Linked DNA regions of Homo sapiens: regions 2 and 3 are each linked to region 1. Evidence: chromatin loops called from intact Hi-C (ENCODE). Cell type or tissue: heart right ventricle. All regions are shown on one strand. Links, peaks and the distances in the headings refer to the core of each region. The heading gives the core; the rest is flanking DNA. Region 1 has its middle 79 kb from the start of SLC15A1. Region 2 overlaps IPO5 (importin 5). Region 3 overlaps DOCK9 (dedicator of cytokinesis 9).

Region 1 (10,626 bases), core at 1,421-9,420:
GCAGGCTCCTCCATTTATTTATTTTAAAATTATGGCAAAATACAGACCAGGTGTGGTGGCTCACGCCTGTAATCCCAGCACTTTGGGAGGCTGAGGCGGGCAGATCACCTGAGGTCAGGAGTTCGAGACCAGCCTGCCCAACATGGTGAAACCCCGTCTCTACTAAAAATACAAAAAATGAGCCAAGCCTGGTGGTGGGCGCCTGTAATCCCAGCTACTCAGGAGGCTGAGGCAGGAGAATCGCTTGAACCCGAGAGACGAAGGTTGTAGTGAGCCAGGATTGTGTCACTGTGCTGCAGCCTGGGCAACAAAGTGAGAATGTCTCAAAAAATAAAATTATGACAAAATAAAGATAAGGTAACATTACCATTTGAACCAGTTTTTAAGTCTGCAGTTGAGTGGCATGAAGAACATCCTCATTGCTGGAGGACCATGGCCACCATCCATCTCCAGAACTTTTTCATCATGGCCACCATCCATCTCCAGAACTTTTTCATCATGGCCACCATCCATCTCCAGAACTTTTTTCATTTTGCAAAACAGGAACTCTGTCCGCATTCCACACTAACTCCCCACTCCCCCTCACCCCAGAGGCCACCAGAGTGTGAGAAACGAAAAAGCCATTCTCCTTCCACTTGCCTGTGTCCTGTGATGTTGAGGGCTCCTGGGCTTTCTCAAGAGGGTCCTGTGTGTCCGGGTTTCTGTCTCCAGCCCTGATCTGAGGCAGTGAGCAGGGAGTGAGCCTGGGTCTCCAGGTATCTCGGGTCTATCAGCAAGGATACAGCCACCTCCAGGTCCATCAGCAAGGACACAGCCACCTCCAGGTCCATCAGCAAGGACACAGCCACCTCCAGCAGCTGCTGCGAGAGGACTGTGGCTTTTCATCTCGCCTCCTGCTAACATCTGGTGATTCAGAACCACTGGGGTTTTCATTTGATGTAATGTCTGGTTTGTTCTAATGAGGCTCCTAGACGCCGTAGATATGTTTAAGACTCAAAAGCCACGGGAAGCGAATCTGGTGGGGTGCTGTTCTGGCGCGCCTGGAACAAAAAGCCATGCATTTCTAAGGGCTGAATGTTCTGGAGGCCAGCGTGGGGCCCTGTATTATTCATAGTCCGCTTTTGTGTTATTATAAAGGAATACTTGAGACTGAGTAATTTATAAAGAAAAGAGTTTTATTTGGCTCACCGTTCAGCAGGCTGTACAGGCATGGCACCAACCTCTGCTTGGCTTCTAGCGAGGCCCCTGGAAGCTTACAACCACGGCGGAAGGCAGAGCCGAAGCAGGCCCATCACATGGCAAGAGTGGGAATGAGAGAGAGTGGGGGGATCCCAGACTTTTAAACAACCCGGTCTTATGTGAACTAACGGAGCGACAACTCATCACCAAGGGGATGGCACAAAATCATTCAGGAGGGACCCACCCCCATGACCCAAACACCTCCCACTGGGCCCCACCTCCAGCACTGGGGATCACAGTTAACCTGAGATTTGGAGGGGACACACATCCAAACCATGTCAGGCTCTAAGAGCTTTGTACCTTCTGGCAGTCAGAGGATTGACTAAGCAGCCCTTTGTGCTTGGGGCCATCCTACTCCTAGCACTGAGTCAAGGAAAGCATTTCCCAGCTGGACACGGTGGCCCATGCCTGTAGTCCCAGCGCTTTGGGAGGCCAAGGTGGGCTGATCACCCAAGGCCAGGAGTTCGAGACCAGCCTGGCCAACATGGCAAAACCCCATCTCTACTAAAAATACAAAAATTAGCCAGGCATGGTGGCAGGCACCTGTAATCCCAGATACTCAGGAGGCTGGGGCAAGAGAATCACTTGAACCCAGGAGGTGGAGGTTACAGTGAGCCGAGATCGCCCCACTGCCCTCCAGGCTGGTCAACAAGAGTGAAACTCCATCTCATTAAAAAAAAAAAAAAAAAAAAAGCATTTCCCTTCACAGTTTCCATTTCGTAGGTTTCTCCTACAAAGTTCCCTGTCCCCATCACCACAGGGAAGAGAGGGGAGGCCCAGACCACCTGTCCCAGGGCCCGGTTGACACACATGTCCCTGCTTTGCAGTGGCTGGTAGATGGAACCGAGATCCTGTCCGCCAGCTGGTGCCTTGGGGCAGAGACGGCCTTGCCATCCATGCTGCTCAGCCTGTTTTCGTCTTCAGGAAGGTTGAACTTCAGTAAGTCCGGAGTCTGACTCAGGTCCTTGATTTGATTTACAAACCTGGAAAGGATCTGGAATAAGTCCCACCCAGCTACTAACAGGCACAACTAGTCGTTAGTTGCTAAGGACCTACAGCAGGAGCGAGAGAGTGTGCGTGCGTGCGTGCGTGCGTGGGTGCTTGTGTGTGTGTGCCCATCTTCCCTAATGAGTGTACAGAAAGATGAAACAGATGAGCCCACTAGGGAGGTCCAGGAAGGCACCAAGTCAGTAGCAGAGGGCGGTGGCTCCCAAACCACAGCAGTGACCAACACGGGACATGGAGGTAAATCGGAGTGTGCAGGCTTTCTGTGGTGTGGCCTGGGAGGTGCCTCTGGCAAGTGGAGACGGGCAAATTGCCTGCAGGCGGGAGGGGTCGGGCAGCAGGCAGGTGCTGGCAAGAAGCGGACACAGGGAGAGACCCTGCAGCCTGGGTGAACGCGTGCTTTCGGGAGGGTGGGGCTGCAGCGAGACTGCAGGGCGAGGGTGGAAACACATCATGCTCCTGGTTCTTCCCTTCCTTGAGCTGTGAGCTTGGGCAGGCCGCTGGAGGCGTCAACGTCACCATTTGTAAAATAAAGACAGTGCCCGCTTCCCAGGGTTGGGGTAAGGCCCTTGTGGTGCCAAGAAAGGCCCCTGGGTGAGCCCTTGCCCTGTGCTAGTTGTTCTACCCATGCTTACCGAGCATGCACCAAGGGCAGACACATGCCAGGCAGGTGGGATACCTCCCAGAACAAAAAGAAGCCAGACCCCTGCCTCTGTGCACACTCGCATTCTCGCAGCAGCCGATGAACCATAAGCAACAAATGGGCTGAATAAGGAAATTATGGAAAATGATGTGGTATAGTAGGAGGTGTTGGGTGCCATGGATCTAAAAAAAAAAAAATAGAGCAGAGGGACAGAGGTTGTGACTGAAAAGGATGGTCAGAGGGCGCTTCCTGGGATGGTGGCATGTGAGCAGCCACTTCAACAAGGTGAGGGCAGAGAGTGCCTGGCAGAGGGGCAGCCGTGCAAAGGCCGGAGGCGGGGCATGCCTGGTGTCTTTGAGAGGCCAGCACACAGGATCAGGGGGAGTGAGGGAGAGCCAGAGCCCAGCACACAGGATCAGGGGAGTGAGGGGAGCGAGAGGCCGGCATACAGGATGTGGGGAGGGGGAAGGAGGGAGAGCGAGAGGTCAGCACACAGGATCAGGGGAGTGAGGGGAGCGAGTTGCTGAGGGCGGAGAGAAAGGGTGTGTCTTTCATGTTGGGCAGGCCAGGGTGAAAGCCTGGGCTTTTGAGATGTCTACAGAGGGTTTTGAGCCTAGAAGTCACGTGACTGCTGTGTGGCAGGACCCCTCTAGCTACTGTCTTAAGAATAAAGTGATCTGGGCGTGGTGGCGCGTCTGTAGTCCCAGCCACTTGGGTACTTGGGAGGCTGAGGCAGGTGGATTACTTGGAGCCTAGAAGTTGGAGACCAGCCTGGGAAACATAGGGAGACCGCATCTCTACAAAAAATTTAAACATTAGCCAGGTATGGTGGCACACATCTGTGATCCCAGCTCCTCAGGAAGCTGAGGTAGGAGGATTCCTTGAGCCAAGGAGTTCGGAGCAGTGGTGAGCCACGATCGCACCACTGCACTCCAGCCTGGGCGACAGAGCGAGACTCCGTCTCAAAAAAAAAAAAAAAAAAAAAAAGAATAAACTGAAAGGGGCCAAGTGTCCATGCAGGTTCCCAAGTGACCTTCCAGGAGGGTGGCTCTGGCTAGGTAGGTGGCAGTGTGGTGGTGAGAAGTGGTGGGATTCTGGATATACTTTGGAGGTTGATGGAGCCAACAGGATTCTCTGACAGATGAAATGTGGGAGACAAGAGAAAGATATTTGCTACTTTCAGCATGGCCTGTTCTAAGGGCTTTGAGCATTTTATTCATTTAATACCCTGAGCAGCCCTTGGAGGTAAGCATATCAGCATCCTCATGCCACAGATGAGGAAACTGAGGCACACTGTGGTTCAATAACTTGCTCGAGATCCTACAACTCTGTAAGTGACAGAGACAAACCCAAGCTTGATGATGGCTTTCCTGTGCCTCTGTTCTCTCGAATTCTGAGAGTGCCTGCACCTTGGGAGGAAGCAGAGAGTCAATGTTTGTTTCCAACAGAGAGGTGACTGCAGTAGTCTGTGATTGAAACAGAAACCACAGTTGGGAAGTAGGAAATCCAAGTTCCCATCTGCCTTCCTGGTTAACTAGTCTAGGTATAGACTTCCAGTCTGTAATCATATCAAGGTGGAATTGCTAAGAAGAGCATGTTTTCTGTCTCTCCCTCTCTCTCTCCCCACCGCCCCTCAGCTCACCTTTATAAATCTGTTATTTGCCTGATGTGTTTCTTCAGAAAGAACTCGAGGACACTTCCAATCCCCTTCACACCTCCACTGTCATAGGAGCAGGGAAGGCCTTGGAGACAGGCAGCCCCATCTGCGACGCAAGGACCTGCGCTGCCTCTCAGGGAATAGCACAGAACGGTGGTGAGAACGGAGGTCGCAGAGTCCAAGATTTGGATTTAAGTCCCTAAGTAGGGAGCTCTTAGGACCTGTGTGATAATGGGCAAGTTCTTAGAATTCTGAGCCTCAGTCCTCTCTCTGAAATATGGGGATAATGGTAGTGTCAATGTCAGAGAGGTGTTGCCAGAATTTGCATTAAGGGGACCGAACAACTGCCCTCGTTGGTCCAGGACTGAGAGGATTCTCAGGACAGTCCTTGGCCAAACAGGATGAGTTGGTCACTTTAATTTAATAAGACAATCTATGTAAAGTGCTTGGACTTGGCTCATTGAAGTGCTCTTAGATGCTCCAATGATAGTATCTCTTCAACAACATTTATTTAGTAAGCACCTACTATGTGTTCAATGCTGTATGATACACTGGGGGTAAAACATAGATAAAGCCCTGCCCTCAAGGAGTTTGCAGGTGTTCACGGAATGCTCAGAGCAAATCCTTGGGGTCCAACCATGACAGGGTTAATAGTGGGGCTGTGTCTAAATGGGAGGACAAAGGTCAGGCACTTCTCTCAGCTGTCCCCAGCAGAAGCCACCAAACAGAGCAGTGACCTCAGTGGCTTCCTGTTTCGAAAACATGGGCGTCTGAGAAGCCGGATGGCCCCAGGGTGTGGTCAAATGACCACAGGTGCTTTGCCAAATGGCTCTGGGCAAGCCCAGCTCCCGGAGCTTTTCTTTAGACTGAGTGAGGTCCGGGCAAACTGTTTGCAAGTTCCCCAGATTGGCCACAAGATGGCAGGAAAGCACATTTGTAGGAAAACATGGCAACAAAAGGCTTTTCTCAATGTCAGAAATTAGGAATTTTTTGTGCGTACACATCAGAAGGCCTGTCCGAAACTGAGTATTTGTATTTCTAGAAGTTTCAATCTTGGGACTGGCCATAGCGGACTTACAGTCTGTCTGGACTCAGGTAGGGATTCCAGCAGGGATCGCAATTCCTCCAGATGGCACCAGACATCTTGTGGAAGCAACGGGCTTTACCTGAATTAGGAGAAATTCAGGAAAGAAATTCACATTGACAAAGCACTTCCTACATGCCAGGGTTTGCATTATTTTACATATGTCCTCATCTATTCATTCATTCAACAAATATTTAGTAAGCATTACTATTTTCTAGGCACGGATGTAGGCCAGATAAACTGACAGAGAGTCTAACGTCAGGTGTGGATAAGTGTCACAAAGCAGAAACAAAGAGAGTAGGGAGGCAGAGAGTAATGAAGGCTGATATTTTAGTCAACTCTGATGAGTATTCTATTAATTTCAGTATTTGAAGAACCTTTTGAAGGACTCCAACCTGGAGGCCCATTGTACAGCAGAATTCAGAGAAATCCTTCTAAAACTATGTTGGGTATTGACCATTTTTGGTTTGGGTTAAAAAACAAAAAACAAAACAAAACAAAAAACTATGTTGGGGTCCCCTTCATCTCACCACTTTGTCACCTCCTGTACCCCATATCATCTTCTTTCTTGACTTAGAAAGAAGACCCTTTTTTTGGTGGGGTACTTTTCTGTAGTGACTTCCTGAGAAAGGTAATAGGGGAGGTAAACTTTTTCTAGGGTCTTGCAGGTCTGAAAATGTTTGAATTCTCCCTTCTCTTTTGCTTGACATTTGACTGTGTATAGAATTCCAGCTGGAGACCATTTTTCCTGGTAATTTTTTTTAAAGAGATGGACCCTCACCATGTTGCCCAGGCTGGCATGCAGTGGCTATGCCCAAGTACGATCCCACTATTGATCAGCATAGGAGTTTTGACCTGCTCCAGTTCCAATCTGGGCCAATTCACCCTTTCCTAGACAATCTGGTGGTCCCCCACCCCCAGGAGGTCACTATATTGATGCTGAACTTAGCGTGGACACCCGATTGGCATAGCACACTACAGCCCAGAACTCCTGAGCTCAAGCGATCCTCCCCCATCAGCCTCCTGAATAGCTGGGACTACAGGCATACACCACCATGCCCAGTGTTCCCCGGCAATTTTGAAAGTATCACTCCACTGTTCCAGCTTTCAATGCTTCAGCTATTGAAAAGCCCAAGGCATTCTGATTGTTATGGATCTTGTGTGTAAGAATGTTTTTCTCTCCAGAAGCTTGTAGAATCATCTGTTGGGTTCTAGAAATTTGAAATTTCATGATGATATATCTGGCATGGGCCCATTTTTAACCATTGTGCTGATGCTCCAGTGGCCCTTTCAAACTGGAAACTCATGTCCTTTGATTGTGGGACATTTTTATGAATTTTTCATTTTTAATTTTCTCCCTTCCACTTCCTCTGTTCTCTCTGGACTCCTGTTATTTAGAGGTTAGTCCTCCTTGACCAGCTCTCTAATTTTCTTATCCTTTCTCTCCTACTTCTTTTTCTCACTTTTTTTTTTTTTTTTTTTTGAGACAGTCTAACTCTATCTTCCAGGCTGGAGTACAGTGGCATGATCTCGGCTCACTGCAAGCTCCACCTCCCAGGTTCAAGCCATTCTCCTGCCTCAGCCTCCCGAGTAGCTGGGATTACAGGTGCTTGCCAACGCACCCAGCTAATTTTTTGTATTTTTAGTAGAGACAGGGTTTCACCATGTTGGCCAAGCTGGTCTCGAACTCCTGACCTTAAGAGATCCACCTGCCTTGGCCTCCCAAAGTGCTGGGATTACAGGTGTGAGCCACCGTGCCCAGCCTCTACTTTGAGATTGCTTCAGCTATGCTCTAAGCTCTCTCATGTATTTTTTACTTCCTTCATCAAGTCTTCAATCCAAAGGGCTTTTTAATTACCTGAATTGTTATTGATTATAGTATCCAGCTTGTACTTCTTGATTACAGTGTCTTCTCTTAGAAGTTTCAGACAGTTGACATACGGATTTTGAAGTTTTTTTACCCTACGTAATCTCTATTTTCCCCAAGTTGCCTTTTTTTCTGATGTGCTTGTTTTTTGGTATGTTTTTCAAATAGCAGATCTCATTCGATGTCTTATGACCCTTGGCTGTCTGCTCTATGTTTAAGAGTAGGGGTAGACAAAGGAATATAAATCATTCTATTATAAGGACACCTGCACACATATGTTCATCGCAGCACTATTCACAATAGCAAAGACAGGGAATCAACCCAAATGCCCATGAATGATACACTGGATAAAGAAAATGTGGTCCATACTGTGAACCCAGAACATCTGAGACAGGCCTCAATTAATTTAGAAAGTTTATTTTGCCAAGGTTGAGGACGCGCCTGTGACGCAGCCTCAGGAGGTCCTGATAACATGCGCCCAAGACGGTCAAGGCACAGCTTGGTTTTATACATTTAGGGAGACATGAGGCATCAATGATATAGGTAAGAAGTACATTGGTTCCATCTGGAAAGGCGGGACAACTTGAAGCGAAGGCAGGAAGACTCGAAGCAGGGAGGGAGCGTCCAGGTCACAGATAAGAGAGGGCATTGTCTTTGGACTAGGGCGCTGTGTCTTAAGTCCCACCGGCTTCTCCATGAGACCCACACAGGCTTTGCCTGAGTTTCGCTCCTGCCTCTGGACGAGGTTACTGTGCTCAGTGGTTTGCCCTTAACAACTCAGGCGTCCCCTTGCGCTTTTAGATTTAGGCCTTAAAAATTAGCATGTAATTATGGAAATCACTCAGTCACTTGATTATGACCTCAAAGGCAGGGCTCTTAGTATCCAAATGAAATATTGGGAATTGAAAAATATATCTTAGAATGAAGCAAATTGCCAAATTCCAGTAAAACTCTGAAGATTGCAGTGCCTTCTATCGGTTTTAATCTATGAACCAAACATTTCCAAGGATGGATGACCCAGATTTAGCATAATAGTTCTGCTAGGGAACACAGCCATCAATTACTACCCCTCTCTGAATAAGCAGGGCTCTCATTCTCATTACACTGTAAAAATGATTAAGTAGTGGCCTCCATGAGAAATGTGAAATGTTTTTCAATTAAAAGATAAATTTGAGGGAAATGATTTTATTTATAGATGATAATAACCATATTAGTCAAATTAATGAATTTGTGTTCAACAGGAGTCCAATAAATCATATTTCCATATTGCAAGAATTATTCTGACTTTCCTCACTGTACAGATTTGCACATATTACAATGGTTAGAACTGGGACTTTTAGGACCAAATGAGATGAAAGATCACTATTACAACAAAGAACCAGTTATAAGAATAACAGTTGCTGCCATTTATCCAGCCCTCCTCACGCCTGACCCATATGCCTTCATGCACGTGGTCTCCCCAGTAGCCCTACAGGATTGCCTCTGTTATTGCCTCACTTTTCAGATGGAGCCCAGGTTCTGCTAAATGACAGGCCACATTTTGGCCATTATGCTCTTCATCCTAAGGTTTCACTTATTTAAAACTAAATCCAAGATTTGATTCTTAGAAGGGCTATAATTCAGTTGTAATTAATAAGGACCCAGATTACAAAGTCGAGCATGAGACTGGAAAAGAAGAATATTCGACAACGAAGACAGATTTTCCCTCAATCAACTTGTAAAGTTAACACACTCCATATAAAAATACTGGAAGCTTTTGTTTCTTCAATTGATTGATTTCATTTTGGAACTAGATAATTCTAAGTTTACAGGGACAAGTAGACATGGAAAAATGTCAGGAAAACTAAAAAGAAGAGCGTCGAGGAGAGACGACTGTATGAGGCATCAAGGATGGTGGAGAGTGTGATGTTTCGTCCTCTCTCAAGCTAACAAGTTACCCTGCACAGTTTCATGATGCCAGTAGAAGACATGAGATTCCTGGGGAAAGCCACGTGTCCGCATTATCAACATTTTCTTGTGTGGGTTTCCCAGCCCCTGATTCCCATAAGGTGACATAGAATGGGCCAGGGGACACCGGCATGTACTGTGTATTACACTAAGGGAAGGAGCTCTGAGCCTAGGAAAGCCAAATCTTTTACGGTGGGCATAGGCGTGCCTGTCCTTCACTTCAGGGAGCCACCATCTCTATCTTTCAAGGCTGTTTGCCATCTAAATATCCTCATAAAGACAGTCTGGACCAAAGGCATCTTCAGCTCACAAGATGTGGAAAACTGCAAGAGACCCAAAGACAATGGTCTACATCCTCTTTACTTAAAACAGGAAATACAGGTGTATGAAAAGACAAGTAAGCAAATGGAATGGAAGATAAAGATCCAAATGAACTGCAATCATATGGGAATTTAGAATTCGATAAAGCTGTCATATCAAATTGGTGGGAGAAAACATGGACTTTTCAACAAACGATGATAGGAAAGTAGGATAGTTAACCTGGAGCAAAATGAAGTTAGATCCATAGGTCACACTGCACTCAGAATAAGTTCCAAATGAAGCAAAGATTTAAATATTTAAAAAATGAAATACTTTGGAATTATATACGTCAAAGTAATAATTGTGTATACCATACCACTGGGAAACAGTGAAAGTTTGACAGGGGTAATGCTTAGTTTTATGTGTCAACTTGGCTGGGTTAAATATTTGCTGAAACACCAGAATGTGGCCGTGAAGGTCTTTTTTATATGAGCTAAACATTTAAATCAGCAGACTTTGAGCAAAGTAGATTATCCTTCCTAATGGGGGAGGGGGGCCATCCAATCAGCAGAAGGCCTGAAGAGAAAGACTAAGGTCCGCTGAGGAAAAAGGAAATCCTACCTTCAGACTGTCTTCAGACACAAGCTGCAACATCTCCTCTTCCCTGGGCCACCAACCTGCCAGCTCTGCAAATCTTGGACTCAACAGCTTCCACAGTTGCAGGAGCCACTTAAACTAAATCAGTCTCTGTCTCTGTGCACGCGCACACACACACGCACATGGACACACACACGCACACATGCACACATCCTATTGGTTCTGTTTCTCTGGAGAACCTTGACTAATACAATGGGGCACAGGATGTATCTCAAAGCCTATCCCTA
Region 2 (10,626 bases), core at 1,291-9,290, 650 kb after region 1:
AATACAAACTATTGATAGTCTGAATTATGAAAAAAACCCAGTAATAAGACTTTCCATATACTGATTTTGTGGGGTGGCAATTGTCTTTCCTGTAGCATAATTCAGGGATGATGAATCCTTAAAATATATAATAAAAAACACATTTTGCATTTTCAGATAAAAGAGCAAAACTTTTAAAATATAATGTTCTTAGGTTTTAAGATAATCACAGTATAAATCAGTCACCACAAATTCCATTTATTATTTTACTGTGTACACTATCAACCTTTCTGTTACATTTTTGTTCTGAGATAAAATAACTTAGTAGACACCGTAGATGCTAATTTTTAGAAATTGCGAAACTCTCCTTTTCTTAAGGGAATGGAGATGTAAGGTACAAGGGCCAGGCAGGCCTTCTGCTGGCTCAGCACAGCACAGGGCGTCTGCCCGTGGTTCCCAGGCCTTCTGCATTCCTGTCCACACTCAATTCTCTCAGCAACCATACCAAGGAGGCGTTTCTCCATTTCCCAATGAGTGAACTGAGGCAGAAAATGATGTTAAGTCCACTTTCCAAATCCAGAGATTTGGAAATAGAGAATATACATGCAATTCAAATTCAGGCTGGGGCCAGGCGCGGTGGCTCACGCCTGTAATCCTAGCACTCTGAGAGGCCGAGGTGGGCAGATTGCCTGAGCTCAGAAGTTCGAGACCAGCCTGGGCAACATGGTGAAACCCCGTCTCTACTAAAGTATAAAAAATAAGCTGGGCGTGGCGGCATGTGCCTGTAGTTCCAGCTAGTTGGAAGGCTGAGGCAGGAGAATCACTTGAATCTGGGAGGCGGAGGTTGCAGTGAGCCGAGATTGTGCCACTGCACTCCAGCCTGGGTGACAAAGCAAGACTCCATCTCAAAAAAAAAAAAAAAAAAAAAGAACAACAACAAAAGAAATGACTTTTGAGCCAGGCTGGGGTGAAAGAGAATAGTGGGGCCAATTTACCAAACATTAATTTGCCAAAAGCTATGTTACTAAAAGATCGATTTGCCCACTATCCATGATCTGAATTCACCAAATGAACTGATTAACTAAAACTTGTTATAATGAATTCATTTCTTGAAAATATTAAATGAACATTTCCTCCTTGAATACATTGTTTTCTTCTTACGAGTATGTTAAGGAATGTTTAACTTGTCAAAACTGAGGATCACAGAGTAAAAAATGTATTTTTCTTATTAATTTACTCATAAAAATATACACATCGAATACACTAAATAAATTGTTGTGTACATTTAGTATCTGTCAAGATTTAATCAGAAAAACAGAGACCATACTAGGTATTTCAAACAGGGATTTAATAGAGCAAACTGGTCATACAGATGTTAGAAGGATGAGAGAGAGAGAGAAAAATAAAAGAGAGGCAACATATTCAGCCTTAAAAAGAAAGTTCTGACCCATCCTGTAACAGGATGAACCTTGAGGACATAATGCTGCGTGAAATAAGGCAGACACGAAGAGACAGATACCGTATGCTTCCACTTAACGCGAGGTATCTGGAGTAGGCAAACTCACAGAGACAGAAAGTAGAATGGGGGCTGCCAGGAGCCTGGGTGGTGGGTGGGAAGTTACTGTTTAATGGGGAGAGTTGGCAGAGACAGATTCTTCTTGCTGACTGAGCCTTGTTCATCCAGTCCCACAGAGTCATTGTATCTCTTTAAACTAAGTAGAACAAAACTTCTGAGAGACATATTTGCATGGCTACCCTCCGCCAAGAAAAAGGATTTCCTGAACTTCCATCATCAGTATCATCTGCATGATTTTTGCCACGTCCTCAGAACTGTAGCTCTGTTTACATTACATTAAAAATAAATCAACTCACTGACTTTTATTTTTTTTGAAGTGTTTGAAAAGAAAATTTTAAATCATTACTACAAACGAAAAACTGGTATTTGTTTTTGTTTTGGAGACAAGAGTCTCACTCTGTCACCCAGGCTGGAGTGCAGTGGTACAATCATAGCTTACTGCAGCCTGGAACTCCTGGGCTCAAGCAATCCTCCCACCTCAGCCTCCCAAAATGCTGGGACTACAGGGCTACAGGGATGAGCCACCGAGCCTGACTCATTTGTCATAAATAGAAGGTAACCATAAAATAAATGTTAAAAACAGAACAATGTTATTACATTTAAAAAAATAAGCAATTGTTATAATTTATAAAAACGCATACTTGAAAATATGCTCCCCAATGAGAATAGAACTTCATATGCTGAATTGTACTAAAGGAGACTTGGCCCAATGCCACTTAGTTTAAGATGAAATGAGGTTCTAACTCAGTATGGTGATGCTATTCTCAACATTTTGATGATCACCAGCACTGGCCATACTAATTTATAGGTTGTCATTTATTGAAAAGGGCAAAAGATATTTAACTTCCATCTTTTTTTTTTTTTGTATTTTTTTTTAGTAGAGACGGGGTTTCACCATGTTAGCTAGGATGGTCTCGATCTCCTGACTTCGTGATCCACCCGCCTTGGCCTCCCAAAGTGCTGGGATTACAGGCGTGAGCCACCGCGCCCCGCCAACTTTCATCTTTAACAGGGTTAAATTTTGAGAATTCCCAGCTAAAATGATTTAACTTTTATTCTGAAAAGCCTCCTGAATATTTATATCCCTAGAACGATACATAAGAATTGATCATCTTTCCTTATGGGAGGACGTTTTAAAAAAAACCCTTTTCAGATAATTTAGTCAAGAGTGTTATAAATTTACTTAAATTTCAAAGATTTTGTTGTAGAGATATTTTAGAGGCAAAAAATAAATGTAGTTAATCATTGTTGACTTTTTTTTTTTTTTTTTTTTTTTGAGACGGAGTCTTGCTCTGTCTGTCGCCCAGGCTGTAGTGCAGTGGCGCGATCTCGGCTCACTGCAAGCTCCGCCTCCCGGGTTCACGCCATTCTCCTGCCTCAGGCTCCCAAGTAGCTGGGACTATAGGCGCCTGCCACCACGCCCGGCTAATTTTTTGTATTTTTAGTAGAGACGGGGTTTCACTGTGTTAGCCAGGATGGTCCTGATCTCCTGACCTCGTGATCCGCCCGCCTCGGCCTCCCAAAGTGCTGGGATTACAGGCGTGAGCCACCGCGCCCGGCCTCATTGTTGACTTATATAATGTCTGGTTAAAGAATTCAGGTTGGGTTAACCAGGTGGGCAGTTGGTTTCTTAGAATAGTTCCTACCCATCAGAAAGACATGTAGGCATTTCATTAATTTCCTTCCAGAAGGAGGTCTCTGCCCATCGCCAGTCTCCACATTAGTGTTGCTGTTTTGTATTTTTATTCTTCTTGAAATATCAGCTACAATGTGAGCCTTTGTTTTTTGGCTATTGACCATTTGTAATAATGGCAGCCTTTTCCCATGAGAACCAATTGGAGAACACTCAAGATAGTGATGGGCTATATTTTTCTTCAAACACATCTATCTTCTTTGACCCTTCAGTAATAAACTGTACATTCTTTTTCAAATTAGAAAATGCAATAGGGTCCTAACTGCTTAAATATTTTCACTTTCAATATTTCTTAATCAAAAGGGACTTTATTTAAATGGCTTTTTTTTTTTTTTTTGAGACAGGGTCTCACTCTGTCACCCAGGCTGGAGTGCAGTGATGCAATCATGGCTCAGTGCAGCTTCAGCCTCCCAGGCTCAAGCTATCCTACCACCTTAGCCTCCCAAGTAGCTGGGACTACACACCTGAACGACCATGCCTATTTTTTTTTGCATTTTTAGTAGAGATGGGGTTTCTCCATGTTGCCTAGGCTGGTCTTGAACTCCTGGGCTCAAATGATTCACCTACCTCAGCTTCCCAAAATGTTGCGATTACAGGTGTGAGCCACTGCGCCCAGCCTCAATGGCTAAATTCTTTTTTTTTGTTTGAGACGGGGTCTCGCTCTGTCACCCAGGCTGGAGTGCAGTGGTGATCTTGGCTCACTGCAACCTCCGCCTCCTAGGTTCAAGAAATTCTCCTGCCTTGGCCTCCCGCCACGCCCAGCTAATTTTTGTATTTTTAGTAGAGACGGGGGTTTCACCATATTGGCCAGGGTGGCCTCGAACTCTTGACCTTGTGATCCACCCACCTTGGTCTCCCAAAGTGCTGGGATGACAGGCATTAGCCACTGGGCCGGCTGGCTAAATTCTTAAAACTAGATAAAACATGCCAGTTAATCCCTAAATCATAGAAGATTTGAGAAAATTCAGGAGTGTGATTAAGCAGCAGCAGCACACTCGGGACAGAAACAGACACACCAAACAAGACCACATACCCCATTAGGAGATTTCTAGGAACGGATGAAACAAGACAGTAACTGCTCTGGGGGTTGGGGCCAACTTTCTAAATGGCTACAAATAATCTGGCAGGTTTTCTTCATTGCCAACCCAATTGTCAGTTAATTGAAAGGGGACTATCTCATAGCAATACTGCCCCTAGGAAGGATCTGGGTTTGGGTGTAAGGCAGTTTGGGAGACCAAAACTTCCTGCTTGCCTGTCTGGCTCCTTCACCCTCCAAGGGAGCACATCCGGTGACCTGTCTGGTCACAAATGCCCCACTCTGGGTCACCTCTGCAGCAGCCCAAGAACAACCAATTGTGAGTAGCAAGGCTGGAAAATGCATCACCTGGGGAGGGATTTCTCAATGACCAGGAGCACATGTATTTTTATCTTTGGTGCAGTTTGCTATAATGCTGAAACTGAGGCAGCTCAATGCACATCCTATTTGCAATATTAAGTGAATTTACTTCTTTGATTTCTTCATCAAAGGGTACACCCAGTGCACCCTTTACTTTTCCTTAATGATGTGTCCCCTGTAGCAGAGACCATGTGTTTTACTCAGCCCTTTATTATGCAAGCCTAACGTAGTTTTGGTCAATAGCTTAATAAAAGTCAATCAAATTCTTGATTAGCAAGTACTTCCGTTTTCCATGGTTTGCATGTTTTATGCCATAGGTAACTAATTTGAAAATTGTCAGAATCAAAATGGAGTCAGTCACTAGGCCAGACTCGGTGGCTCACTCTGTACTCCCAGCACTTTGGGAGGTCAAGGTAGCTGGATCATCTGATGTTGGAAGTTCGAGATCAGCCTGGACAACACAGTGAAACCCCGTCTCTACTAAAAATACAAAAATTAGCCGGGCATGGCGGCACATGCCTGTAATCCCAGCTACTCACGAGGCTGGGGCAGGAGAATCACTTGAACCCGGGAGGTGGGGGTTACCGTGAGCCAAGATTGCGCCACTGCACTCCAGCCTGGGTGACAGAGCAAGACTCCGTCTCAAAAAAAAAAGGAGTCACTAATGTTAAGAACACCCGGACAAACAGCTAGAAAGGTCATAGAGGGTTCTCATGTTTGTACGCATGATGACAAAGACCACAAAAATCACAACTTTGCACAAAGGCCTTTGCAACCTCACACAAAAAATACTTCTGCAAGCACACATCCAACTGCTTGTCAACCTTGGACTGGCATCACCCTTGTTACTGACCTGTGCAGTCAGGGATAATTATCTCAAAACAACGATGTAATCCTCATTTCTTCCTTTATAAACCTTTCTCTTTTCGCCTGTAATCTCAGCACTTTGGGAAGCTGAAGCAGGACTACTTGAGCCCAGGAGTTCAAGAGCAGTCTGGGTAACATAGGGAGACTCTGTCATCACAAAATTAAACAAAACCAAAAAAACCCACAAAAACCTTTTTTTCCCTCAATATACTCATCATCTATGATGGCATGTACATTCCCATTGCAATGCTCTACTCCCAAATAAACGTTTTCTTTTTGAGATCCTCTTTTAGGTTGACACTAACAAAAAGAAATGCTATCCAAATGTACTTCCATCTCTTCAGCATGTGTACTCATAATATCAAATCTACAATGCTAGGCACTGCTCTAGGTGCTTTATACATATATTAAGCCTTACAACAACCCTGTGTGGTAGCCGTTAACTTTATGTAAGAGATTAAGGAGCTCCCGCAAGGGGCCACAGCCAGGCAGGAAGTGTGACCCCAGGGGGCAAAGCTTTCCAGCTGTCCACTCCTGTACAATGGCCTTGACAGTGATCTCATCCTACATAGATGCCAGATTCATGTGAGCATGGGGGCAAAAGTCCCTGGTGACCTACAGTTCAGTGTACCGAACAAACCAGCTCTTGCAGCAAACTGAATGTCTTCTCCAAACAGGGACAGACTGCTGCTTTTTAGGGTGGAGCTCCAGATGAGGCAATGGGTGCATTTAGGGCCATGTCTTATGCAGATCAGGCATCTTCAAACACCAGAATCACAGTGTCAAGAAAGTAAAATAGTCCACATACACCACGTTTATGGCACAACTTCACTGACTTTGCAAAGTTTCCCAATATTTTCCACAACTTTCTAGGCTTCCTCCTAATGCCAAGGCTGATTAGAGAACTTGAAAAAAAAAAAAAGTTTGCAGCTGGGCACCGTGGCTCACACCTGTAATCCCATCACTTTGGGAGGCCGAGGCAGGCAGATCACGAGGTCAAGAGACCATCCTCACCAACATGGTGAAACCCTGTCTCTACTAAAAATACAAACATTAGCTGGGCATGGTGGCTCACACCTGTAGTCCCAGCTACTCGGGAAGCTGTGGCACGAGAATCACTTGAACCTGGGAGGCATCTCACTTGAACCTGGGAGGCAGAGGTTGCAGTGATCCGAGATCGCGCCACTGCACTCCAGCCTGGTGACAGAGGGAGACTCCATCTCAAAAAAAAAAAAAAAAAAAAAGTTTGCTTAAATTATCTGTAAGTATTAATAGAATTTAGGTGTAATTCTGATAGCTAATGCTTAATGTGCCTGGCTTCTAAATCCATCTGAACCCTCTATAAGGTATGTACTATTATTGTTCCCATTTTACAGAGAAGGAAACTAAGGCATACAGAGGTTAGGTAAGCTGAGTACATGGTAGACTGGGATTTTTTAACTGACACAGTGATTTGATTCAGAGGTCAGCAGCTATGGCTAGCCTCTTTTGTCAAGTTTCACTGGGATACAGCCAAACCCGTTTGTTTACTATGGTCCATGACTGCTTTCGCACTGCAACGGCTAAGCAGTTTGTGAGACCCTATAACTTGCAAACACATACTTGTTCGGTGACGAGTGCTAAAATATTTACTATCTCGAACTTAGAGAACACATTTGCCAACCTCTGGTCTTAACCATACAGCACCATGGTCTTTTATGGTGCACCTTAGGATCACAGGAGCAAGTTGTCGGGCTGATCCAAACTCTTACATTTTCTACCCATCTGTTACAAAACTTTTAGGGGAAATAGGGGAACTAATTTCTGATTCATATCAAGTGGCACTATTCTGGTTTCCATTACAATCTGAATGCTAGTCAAGAGGACAGAAATGATAGATCAATCAAAAGGAAATACACAATGAAAGCTCCTGAATCATGAAAGAACAGATTTCATAATTATACTCTGCTGCCTTAGTGGAATTTAGAAAAAATTTTTTGTAATGTTTTACAAAAAATTATATTGTACCACTTTTGGATTCATTGAGAAGTGAATAATATAGCTATAATTTATCTTTAAAATGTTTGTATTCATCCAAATATAATAAATACATAGAAATAATCAGCCCAAATGTTGTCTGGCATACACTGTAAGGGTTACAGCTGTGTGGGGAAAAAAGGGTTTAAGTCTAGGGCAGGATGTTGTTAGAATTAACCCCTGCTCCTCAGCACCACCATTCAGAAGTTCCAAGTGCTGGAAATAAATATTCATGCTTCCTCCCAAGTGTGATGTGCATACATTGTGGATCATTCACTTTCTTCTTCTAATAGTGGTACTCATACTTTTAGGGCCGAGAAAGAAAATCTGCTTAGGAATAGCAAACATGGCAGGTTTTGGCTGTTAATCTTTTGTGGCAAAGAAGGTTAAGAGAAGCAAAGTGATTTCGTTTTTTTTTTTTTATTTTTATTTGAGATGGAGTCTCACCCAGTTGCCCAGGCTGGAGTGCAATGGCACAATCTCGGCTCACTGCAACCTCTGCCTCCCAGGTTCAAGTGATTCTCCTGCCTCGGCCTCTGGAGTAGCTATGATTACAGGTGCCTGCCACCACACCTGGCTACTTTTTGTATTTTTAGTAGAGATGTGGTTTCACCATGTTGGCCAGGCTGGTCTCCAACTCCTGACCTCAGGTGATCCGCCTGCCTTGGCCTCCCAAAGTGCTGGGATTACAGGCGTGAGCCACCGCGCCCGACCTGCAAAGTGATTTCTGTGCAGCAGAGAAAACTGACCCAACAATCCTCCTAGGCAGAATGAAGCAGTTATTAAAACATTTAGCTAGCTCCTTAGCCTTTCACGTTGCTTAAACAGGCACTCACTCAAAAGATTAGATCATAAAAATATAATGCTTGCAAGACTGTAAGTAAGCACCCCCCTTATTTATTATCAGACCAGGTGCACCAAGACCATTTATTTGCTTATGTCTTTACTGATGGTTCTGTCAAACTACAACTCCAGAGTTATAAGGTTGCCTCTCATTACAGAAGTGTCAATTAGATTTAAGACAATTTTACTTTTCTTTAAAGATACAGCATTTAAAAAATACTCCAAATTGAGTTATGCCAAAGTTTCTAACACTTGTGCGTGTAACTTGTTACAAAATTCCCAGAAAACGTAAGAGCCACACACATTTTTCCCCTCCAGAAATAGCTTGCATTTATAAACAATATATATCACTTGCTGACATGCAAGACCCCTAAATTTGGTACAAAAGCCAAGAAAAAACTCCATGGATTTTCATCTTGCATAGACAGAATGAGGTATTAAAAATGCTTCTGCAGGTCCTTTCAAAGAATTGTTAGTTCATGGTACATCTCACAGTTAGTTCTGAGCTCTGGGTTTCAGAATCATGTCACACTAACAGCATTTACTACCAACCTTCCCTATTAACTTGATTCAACTCCAATTACCTCTTTGCTTTTCTGCTTTTATCAAGGAGGATGCTGCCAGTCTGCATCTAACAGAGCGCTTCTTTCAGAGCTCTTAGAACCCTGCTGTAAGTACATCTCAGATACTAACGGCATCTGACAATACCACTAGTGTTTAAACTGGAAGGTAGGAGGTTCTTGCTCCCAAAGTGCTTAGCATAGTGCCCAGCAAACACTAGGTTCTCCCAAAAAACATCTTCTGACCACACTGTCATCTGAAATTCTGCAGGTGTGCCATGATTTTAACATGTTTCTTTTCTGCAAGTGTAGTAATAAAGTGTAGTAATAATTTAAATTAAAAAAAGCCTACATTGCTCTAGCTGATTGGCATCAGTACATGAATCGGCTTTGCAGATGCTACATAAGAAAGCAGAAAGGGGTTGTCTTGACACACTTTTTACTCCAATTCCCATTTTTTTCTCCCAAGGAATACAGGCTATAAAGCTCCAAATATTACCACACATTACAAGAGCCCACAGGTATTCATCCACTGAACACAAGGACTGCGCAGGTGGAGTCATTTAATATGCTGCTTTGCTAGATTCGGAAGCCTCCGGGCAATGGTGTTGTGCTGCAAACGTAAAATATATTTGAAGGGCATCTGCTAACAAGGAAACCATCTGTATGTAATCCATTCTATTTTCTATTCCATTTCAGATTTAGTTTTAATAAAGTAATACAAATCATTTAAAGAAAAAACCTTTAATTTAAAATTCTGATCTATGCATAAAATTCATTTTTATATCACGGTTAAATTTAGTACAAACTATAAAAATGTTAACACTGAAGTTTTCAACAGAAGTCTATTAAGATGCCTTAGAAAAATTAAACAACAGCAAGTCATTTACTGCTATGAGGTTAATACATAAAGAAACATTCACACATTTTACTGAAATTTTCAGTAAATAACTTTAGCCATAACACTTATAATTAAAAGTTCAAAAGTTGTGTGTGGCTCTACAGCAATTATAATTTGCAATGAAAACACTAAGCCAAATCTTTTTGAGCTGATCAGAACAATCTTAGCTACAAAATTGGCTGAAATTTGCAAACCTTAAAAAGAACACCAATTGTGAATGGAATAGGTATCATAACTTAGCTTAAAGTGGAAGATGGTAAAAACTCGATGCTTAAGTCTGAATTGCACAAGGAAAATATTAGGGGAAAAAACACTCAGCTATTACTGATAGCTATTACTTTAAAAAAATATTAGATCATTCTTATATTAAAAACATGAAATGAATCCAAGCCAGACAGTACTGAGTTTTTACACAAGCCTCTTTTGTATTCAATGTTGTTTATTGAGGAGTGAATGAGAGACTACTGCCAGACATGCCAATGACACTTCACATTCAAGGGCTGGAAGCTGGAAAGCTTCCCGACTGAGTCACTGTATAAGCCTTCTGGGAAAAAGAACCAAAGTGACATCAAATATGCCATCTTCATGCTTGTTGTCTGTCATCAGTTTTTTTCAACTTTTGGGTCTACTGGTTTGCTGGGTAGGAGGCTTCTTTCTACCCTACAGAAAGACTCACACTCCCAATTCACAATGAACACTGAATGCAGAGCAATTTGTGTGAACACACATCTACGCTGAGTAACTGTTCTTAAAGCTGTTTTTCCTTAAATTTCCTTATGTCTAACGAGAAAAATT
Region 3 (8,000 bases), core at 1-8,000, 170 kb before region 1:
GGGAGTGCATACTGTATGTACATGAACATGTTTGTGTGTGTGTTTTATATATATGTACATGTTTGTTTTCATCTCTACCTGGGTATTTTTTGGGAAATTTATGGCCATATGTCTTTAAAAAAAATCCCATTTAACAACAAATACAATACCTTCTGTTGGGCCAACCAATATGACATAGATCCAATATGTGAGAAAGTTGCCAGGGAACCCCAGGAGTCCAAAATGATTTTATTTCAGAAGAGAATAAAAATAGGAAGAGTCCCTGTACATCTGCATTGTTCATTTCCGCTATTTCTGTAGAGTAGGAAAGGCTTTGTCAGAACTCAGCTTGACCAGCAGGGAGCAGCAGAGGCCCATGGGAAACGGAATCCTTTGTAGGTCTGTCCCCATCACCACTGGTAACAGGACATGGAAGAAGGCACCACACGCACTGCACATGGAACTCCAGCAAGAACCTGTCTTTACTCTTTAATTTTGATAGGAAGTAGAATAGCAAATCCCCATGCCCAAATCCCGTGATGGCCAAGTAGTCTTAGCTATTTGAAAAACACCCTTAAAAGACAGGTTTGTTGTTTAGGCCATCACTCAGGTGTATGGAAAATAAACTTTAGAACACTTAGGCCTTGACATATTTAGTGTAATTTGTGCTCATTGTGTATCAGTGGAAGAGATTTGTGTCAAATAAAAAATTGAGAGTGATAGCACAAAACCACAAAGAGAGGGTACACTGTAGGTACATGAACATGCATATGTGTATATATGTGCATGTCTATAAACCACATTATGAGGTGAAAACTTAGTGAAATGTGTTTGAAAATAAGTGGTGCATTTGCAAAATATATATAAAATAACACTATGTTTACTTTGATGTCGTGTTGTTCTAGGAATACATCAAGTTCATTTGCATAATTCATATTTTCCACTGGTATAATGCAGGGAACACCAGCCAAGAGGTAGCAGCATGAAAAGAAAATCTGGATTTCATATAATTTGATCTAAAAGGCAGTTAAAGATTACTGGGTCAAGTTGCAGATAATATTTCAGATCAGAATCAGAAAGTATTTTCTAACTGAACTGGCCTTGAGTGGCATGTGCTGAGCTGCCTGTGAAGTTCATGTGGACACCTGCAGCTGGAGCTGTGCAAACAGACTGGAGGAGGCCCAGCTGGGGTATTGTCCAGGTCACTTAAGCATGCCATGAGGAGTTGGATGGCGTGGCTTGTCAGGCCCCATTTAACTCCGAAATGTCTTTGTTACCTAAAGCACAAGCAGGAAAATGAATATAGGTGATCATTAAATTCCTTTACTGTACATCATATTGAATTAATATGAAAAATACAGAGAATGTAGACATCTCTGAGTTAAAATATTTTCCAAAAGTTTTAAAGCATGGATAATATATCTTTAAAATTGGATAAAATGTGCTTGGATGCTTTAAACATATACTCAAAATAGTAAATAAATGTTTGTGGCCAGGCATGGTGGCTCATGCCTGTAATCTCAGCACTTTGGGAGGCTGAGACAGGCAGATCACTTGAAGTCAGGAGTTCGAAACCAGCCTGGACAACATGGTGAAACCCCGTCTCTACTAAAAACAAATAATAATAATAATAATAATGCAGAAAAATCTGGGCATGGTGGTGCATGCCTGTAATCCCAGCTACTCAGGAGGTTGAGGCAGGAGAATTGCTTGAACCCAGGAGGTGGAGGTTACAGTGAGCCGAGATCATGCCGCTGCACTCCAGCCTGGGTGACAAAGCGAGACTTCGTCTCCAAAAAAAAAAAAAAAAAAAAAATTTTGTTCATAAACAAGACACTTATTTCCTTGATTCTGAGATATGTTTCCTTGATTCTGAGGCACATTTTTGCACACTTTCTAGTATTTCCAAAGTTGGGTATATCTTACACATTACACTGGATATGGTAGTCTGTCATTGATTGGTATTTCTTGCAATTGATGGGGTCTCAGAGGTGAGCAGGTCTGATACAGTGTATGTTTAAAGTCAGTCATTTGTAATATCCTTACAGAGGATTTTAAGATGTGTGGTATGTTTAAACCAAGTATTTTCACTTGGGGCCTTTACTTCATATGAGGTCCCACTTTCAGATGCAACTCAACATTAGGTTTAAAAAAGACACAGGGAAGAGAAAGCTGATGGTATGACGCCTACCTCCTGAAGCATAAACTCTTAGATTACAGCCCGTGTCTCCACAAGGCATTCTGAGCATATTTGTTTTTTTTGTCTGTGGATCAAAGGGCAGATATCAAATGATATAAATTTTACCTTGGGGTATCACTATTTATTCTATTCTCTACTCTTTGCCAGTCTGTGAGGAAAACCTCTTTAGCAATAAAAATTGGATGGAAATGAATAATAGATTGTGTAGATATTGATCAGTTTGATATTTTGCAAAAATGTTTGAACTCAATAAAACCATATGCCATGAGTTAATAGGTATCTAGGAGACTAGGTCTTCTACATTTGGAGAGTTCTTTCAGCAAGAAAATTCCTTGTTATTTGGTATTTATATTTTCTCATAAGACTTACTGTGTTTCTGGATTCATGTTATGGGCTAGAGGGGAAAAAAGTCAAAATACGAACAAGAATTTTGGTTGCATAAAGAGTGAAGGTGGCTATCAACATGGAAGTGCCCCCTATAGGAATACGTCTCTGACCTACTCTTCTATCCCAAATGTCCTCTGGTATTCAGAAAAGGCATGTGGCCTCAGGCTTCTGTCCTGCCCACCACATTACCTCTGATGTCATGGTGGTGGGGAGGGAGGAGGTTCGCCGATGTGTCAGCATTATTCATTTGAACTATGCAGGTAACGTGAGTTTGTAGAACAGGGTTAGGTTAATTCAGTGTAGACAAATTTCATCTGTGGCCCCAGAGTATTTGAAAGATTTGGGGGCTTTAGAATAAGTCTTGTCAGAATGACAACAGAATGAAAATTGTATAAATTTGAGCAGTGAATCCGAAGGACCGTAAAGCATCCCGGGGCATGTGTGTCAGAGATAGCACGTCCCTGCAGAAGTCCTGCAGCTCTGTCCCTGAAGAGCCTGGCTGGAGCGAATCAGTGCAGGGCCCCAGGCACCACGGCCCCCTAGTGGAAATCAGTGTGCTTCACACCGCACTCCTTACTTGCCCGGGTCAAAAGCTGCTTAATCAGCTTTCAAAACATTGCCAACCCTTAGTTTAAATAATTTCTCTGCCTCTTCTTGGATTTACTAGCTCAGCTTCATTTTCCTGTGTTGGTCTATACCATGGTGATTGTTGATTCAAGTCCTCCTCCTGCACAGCTCTGTTCCAGGCCTTGAGACAGTCTCAGTCTCTGTGACTGGTTCAGCCTCTCTATGCTGCCAATTATTTTTAGGGATTTAAAAAAATAGCTCTAGCTCAGGAATCCTGCTGATTTTTTAGATGAAACAGTTGGAGGAAAAGCAAAGCATAACAATATGTGGCTAAAAGGACCATTTCTTTTAGATTCCTGTATGACTCAGGCAAGCGTACCGATGTCTGTATGAATCTGACTCTAAAGGAGAGTAGATGGTGTAATAACATTTCCCAGTACCATGTTTCCATATGTGTATACATAATTATATAATAACTTAATTAGCATAGTCCATTGATGGTATGTTTTAAAACAGCACATGGCCAAATTCTAATTTTTAATTGTTGCAGGCTTTCAGCCAGGAGTAGTTAAATTCTATGGGAGTTCTTCAGGCCATCTCATTGGTAATCATCACCTAGATGCACTTCACCTGTTGGTGATCTAGACCAAGAAAAGGACAGTTCTTTGCAGAGAAAGGAATTAAAATAAAGCCAGTTCCTTGTTAAAATTGAACCCAGACAAAAACTCATTCGGGGCAAATGGCAGCCCTCAGGAAAGGATCCCTTGGACCTGTATGATCATTTTGGTTGGTCTGATAACAGGTGTTGTATTTCTTGTGTGTGCCCTCTTACCACAGTATGTGATCACTTTAACAGTCATCATCGACCTGTTTGTTTTCCTCTTTCATTGTCTCTGTATCTTACCAAACAACCTCGCTGAATAAAGTCATGCCTTGGATTACCATCATGGCAGTACAAGTAACATTAGTACCCCAACATATCCACCTTTATTTTCTCTGGGAGATTTCGTACCCCAAAAGCAAAAAATGAAATAGAACTAGCATGGTGCGAGATGTGTTACAGATCCTCACTAAATTTGGAGAGACGTTGGCTGTGCTGCAGAGTGGAAGTGATGTGATCCACAACAGGATCTCAGCACCACCTTTGTAAAAGCAAAGCAGCATTGGATAAAAGCACACAACAGCATTTCTATCATATTTTAAAAAGCACTTCTGTAGCTTTTAAAGCTCTTCTGTAGCCTTTTAAAAACCACTCTATAATTCTGACATTTGAGTCAGAATGATGTCATGCTAGTTACTTGATTTTCTCCCAATAATATGTACTATGATACAGTGACCTGGATAAGGAATTTGGAGTGTAGATTCTGTTTTTTTCCCATTACTGGTCTCAAGAACATTCCCTAGGTTTTCTGTACTTCATTTTCTTGATCTATGTACAAAATGTCCTCCTCTCTGGAGTATTAGGAAAATTACTTAAGTAATGAGGCGTCGCTTTAATTTTGCTCCTTGGAGAAAGACATTACATGGTGTTTTATTATATTGCCATCTTTCTTTGTAATCTAGATCAATACTGTAACATCTTTGCATCCCTATATGTATTTCTGCTAATGCATACCATTTCATAATTTAATCTCAACTTGTATGTCAAATTGCATTTATATCAGTACTAAACTGATTTTGCCACATATAGAAGATATCCGTTTGTATTTAAATTAGGTGTGACTAAGCTAAGTTTAAATGACAGATTCTTCAAGTCCTTTTCTTTTTCTAAACATTTCTTTCAGACATGTTGGCTTTTATGCTTTTTCTTAAAGCAAGTAGAATACTATGCACAGCGCAGTCAACTCTTGATTATCATTCACGAGCTTGCTGATAACATAGCTCCTGAAGTTATTGACTTAACACCTCCATAGCGCTCAATGTGTGCCAGGCACTGTTCCAAGAGCTTCACAAATATTAACAAATTTAATCCTTACCACAACCCTTTGAGGTAGATACTGTATTATCCCCATTCTACAGATGAGGCAGCTGAGGTTATAAAGGGGCCAAATAACTTGCCAAGGCCACACAGCTGGTGAGTGGCAGAGTGGGACTCAGTGACCAGCAGCCTGATCTCAGGCTCATTTTCTTAACCTGCGTTGTGCTGCTGCCTCCGTCTACATGGGAAGCTTTGGAAATCTTAGCCTCTGCCAGCACTCCTGCTGGATAGCAGAATCGATCAATGCCTGTCTTGGTCCAAGTCCTGTCTCCACTGTTTACTACCTGTATGACTTTAGACAAGTTTAGCCTTTCTGTGCCTTCATTTCCTTATCTCCACCAAGGGTTCAACAATCTTCATACTTCACAGGGCTGTTGAGGGATTAAATGAGAGAATATGTGTAAAGTTCATAGAATCGTGGCTGGTACACAGCAAGTGCATAATAAATGTTTGCTGTGGTTATTGCCCTTTCAGAGTGGGAAAAAAGTTATAATTGTATTGAAACATTATTACTACTTTCTCCCTTCCTTCCCCCTCCCACCCCGCCCCCCACCCCAAAAAAAAGGCAAACACAGAGACAAGGTCCCAAAGTGGGCCTTCTGAATAATCAAAAGTTGACTGTGCCTACCGCATCCTGCCAGCCTTGCCTTCTGAACCACTGGGCAGTAATCTTGTGTTGTAATTCATGCAGGCTATGGCCACTCGGACGCAGATGTTCTGCACCAGTCATTACTTGAAGCCAACATTGCTACTGAGGTTTGCCTGACAGCTCTGGACACGCTTTCTCTATTTACATTGGCGTTTAAGGTTTGTATCAATTTGCTGTTCGTGGTTCTAGTTTTACCTTTCACATTCATTCTGCTTGGTAAGCTCAGTGAGCACAAACTTACTATGTTGCATTTTTACTTCAGCAATTATTTTTGTCCCTGTAAGGAAACCATTAATCTTTAAATTCCTTTAATGAAATCATTCCACAGTGAATGGCTTGAATGCCCTGAAATAAAATTTAACTGGTCAGTGTGTGCTGCGCGCTTGGGTATGGTGGAAACACGGTCTCTGGAGGCAGTTAACTCTTGGCTCGAACCTTGAGGATGGTGAATATAGGCACCTAATCAGGCATTTCTGCCTTGAATATCTTTAAATATATCCAAATGTTATAGCGTTTAATTAGATTTTTATGTAGAAAGGAGCAATAAACACAGACACATGTTTTCAGTTTTTTATCTGTTACTGCATTAAATGATAAAAACGTTTTGGAGATAGAAAATGAAAGGGGTTTTTTTTTTGTCTTGTTTTTAAGTTTTAGCAAATAATATTCAAGTAGGTGGAGATGGACTCTTCAGCCACTCTCCTGTTTTTAGGAACCCAATACTTCTCATTCTTGCTAAATGATTACTTCCATTTCTAGCATAGAAAGGAGAAATTGAATGAGTGTTTATATGCCATAAATATTGGAACAGTTTGCTTATTTGCAAGGGTGTTTGGGAAATAGGACCCAAGTCATTCTCTGCTTTACTTGTCTCCACTACTCATAAAGCACATTCCTTTATTAGGAAGAATAATGAGAGTTTTCCTGACATCGTGTCCCTTTATTATTATATACCTTTACTCTCCTTAGCCGCCACCCCTCTCTTGTCCCCATGAAACTCATTACTAGGAGCCCAGTTGAGAGACTGGGAAATGAGAGCTTAAAGAAAATGAGCTCGGGGTAGAAGCGCCTCATTACCTGGAGCCTCTACTACAGGGGCTCTCAGAGTGTGGTATCCGGGCCAGCAGCCACTGCAGCCCTGGGAGCATGTGAGAAATGGAAATCCTTGGGCCACTCCCCAGACCCACTGGATCAGAAACTCTGGGTGTGAGACCTGAACATCACAGTGCCTCTACTAGAAACATGAAAGAAGCTTCGGAGCCTCTCTTTTCTTTTGGGTATTTTTAGTTAAAAATTCTTAGTAAATAGGCAAGGAAGGTTTTAAAAGTGAATATCTGGCCATGCACACCTGTATCAGTCTCAAACATGAATCATTAAGTTCAGAACAGCAGCAGCAACACCTTCTTCCCCTCTCCTCCTGTGCCCCACCAGGTAAATAAGCAGAAAATTCTGGAGCTGCAGAGCAGTATCATGGGGTGAGCTACAGGCACACGGGGCACAAGTGCAGTCTGAGTGGCACCTGTGAGAACAGTGACGGTTTCCTTACTGAACAACTGAACAGCCTGCAGTTCTAATTCAGCCCCCTTCAAGTTGCTTGCTTAATAGTAAAGAAGAGGGGCCTGGTGAAGTGGCTCACACCTGTAATCCCAGCACTTTGGGAGGCCAAGGCAGGCGGATCACGAGGTCAGGAGATCGAGACCATTCTGGCCAACATGGTGAAACCCCATCTCTACTAAAATGCAAAAAAATAGCCAGGCATGGTGGCGTGCGCTTGTAGTCCCAGCTACGGGAGGCTAAGGCAGGGGAATCGCTTGAACCCAGGAGGCGGAGGTTGCAGTGAGCCAAGATCTCGCCACTGCACTCCAGCCTGGCAACAGAGCAAGACTTCGTCTAAAAAAAAAAAAAAAAAAAAAAAAAAGAGTTGTAAAGAAGAGTATTTGTCACTATTCCTGGATCTCTAAATATCTGGCCTCCAGTCTCAGAATGGGAAGGTAGTAGGAGTTCAGATGTGAATTCCAGGTTGACAGTAGCACTGTTACCTGTGTTTGCTCCTCACTGGTCCTGTGGCAAAGGGCCTGATCCCTGAGACACCCAAGGAAGATTGAGCTTCTAGAGCTAAGGTGATCTCTGTGCAGGTTTATATGCCTGCATGCAAAAAATGTTTCCTGTTTAAAGCTCACCTCCCCCCAGCTGGGAGGTGGGCGAATGTATGGTGCACTCTCTGGCATTACTGGATGCTG

What was found. A loop is a pair of places that touch in the nucleus more often than their neighbours do. Peaks named below come from ENCODE experiments on the same cell type or tissue, not always from the same donor. Only the 100,000 strongest peaks of a DNase experiment are listed, where the experiment ranks them.
Region 2: it touches region 1 in a loop (2.8-fold over the local background); 26 of 110 quality-filtered maps call a loop at or near these places.
Region 3: a loop joins it to region 1, with 11 times the contacts of the local background. A loop is called at or near these places in 42 of 110 quality-filtered maps.

The regions. Positions count from the first base shown.
Region 1 is chr13:98,668,046-98,678,671 of GRCh38, reverse strand. It overlaps the pseudogene RN7SL60P. Among named protein-coding and RNA genes, the nearest start is that of SLC15A1, 79 kb to the left of the region's middle. In heart right ventricle, for the core only: a CTCF peak has its summit at 5,459 (motif pointing right); a DNase peak (open chromatin) is centred at 5,321; H3K4me3 peaks cover 328 bases; H3K27ac peaks cover 906 bases.
Region 2 is chr13:98,022,111-98,032,736 of GRCh38, reverse strand. IPO5 (importin 5) reads right to left here. Exons shown (of 29, transcript NM_002271.6): 29 at 8,441-10,626. Among named protein-coding and RNA genes, the nearest start is that of IPO5, 74 kb to the right of the region's middle. In heart right ventricle, for the core only: no CTCF peak of the experiment used is centred there; a DNase peak (open chromatin) is centred at 6,137.
Region 3 is chr13:98,835,412-98,843,411 of GRCh38, reverse strand. It overlaps DOCK9 (dedicator of cytokinesis 9), which reads left to right. Exons shown (of 53, transcript NM_001366683.2): 39 at 5,803-5,918. Among named protein-coding and RNA genes, the nearest start is that of DOCK9-AS1, 7.3 kb to the right of the region's middle. In heart right ventricle, for the core only: CTCF peaks have their summits at 334 (motif pointing right), 2,916 and 3,119 (motif pointing left); DNase peaks (open chromatin) are centred at 371 and 3,101; H3K27ac peaks cover 239 bases.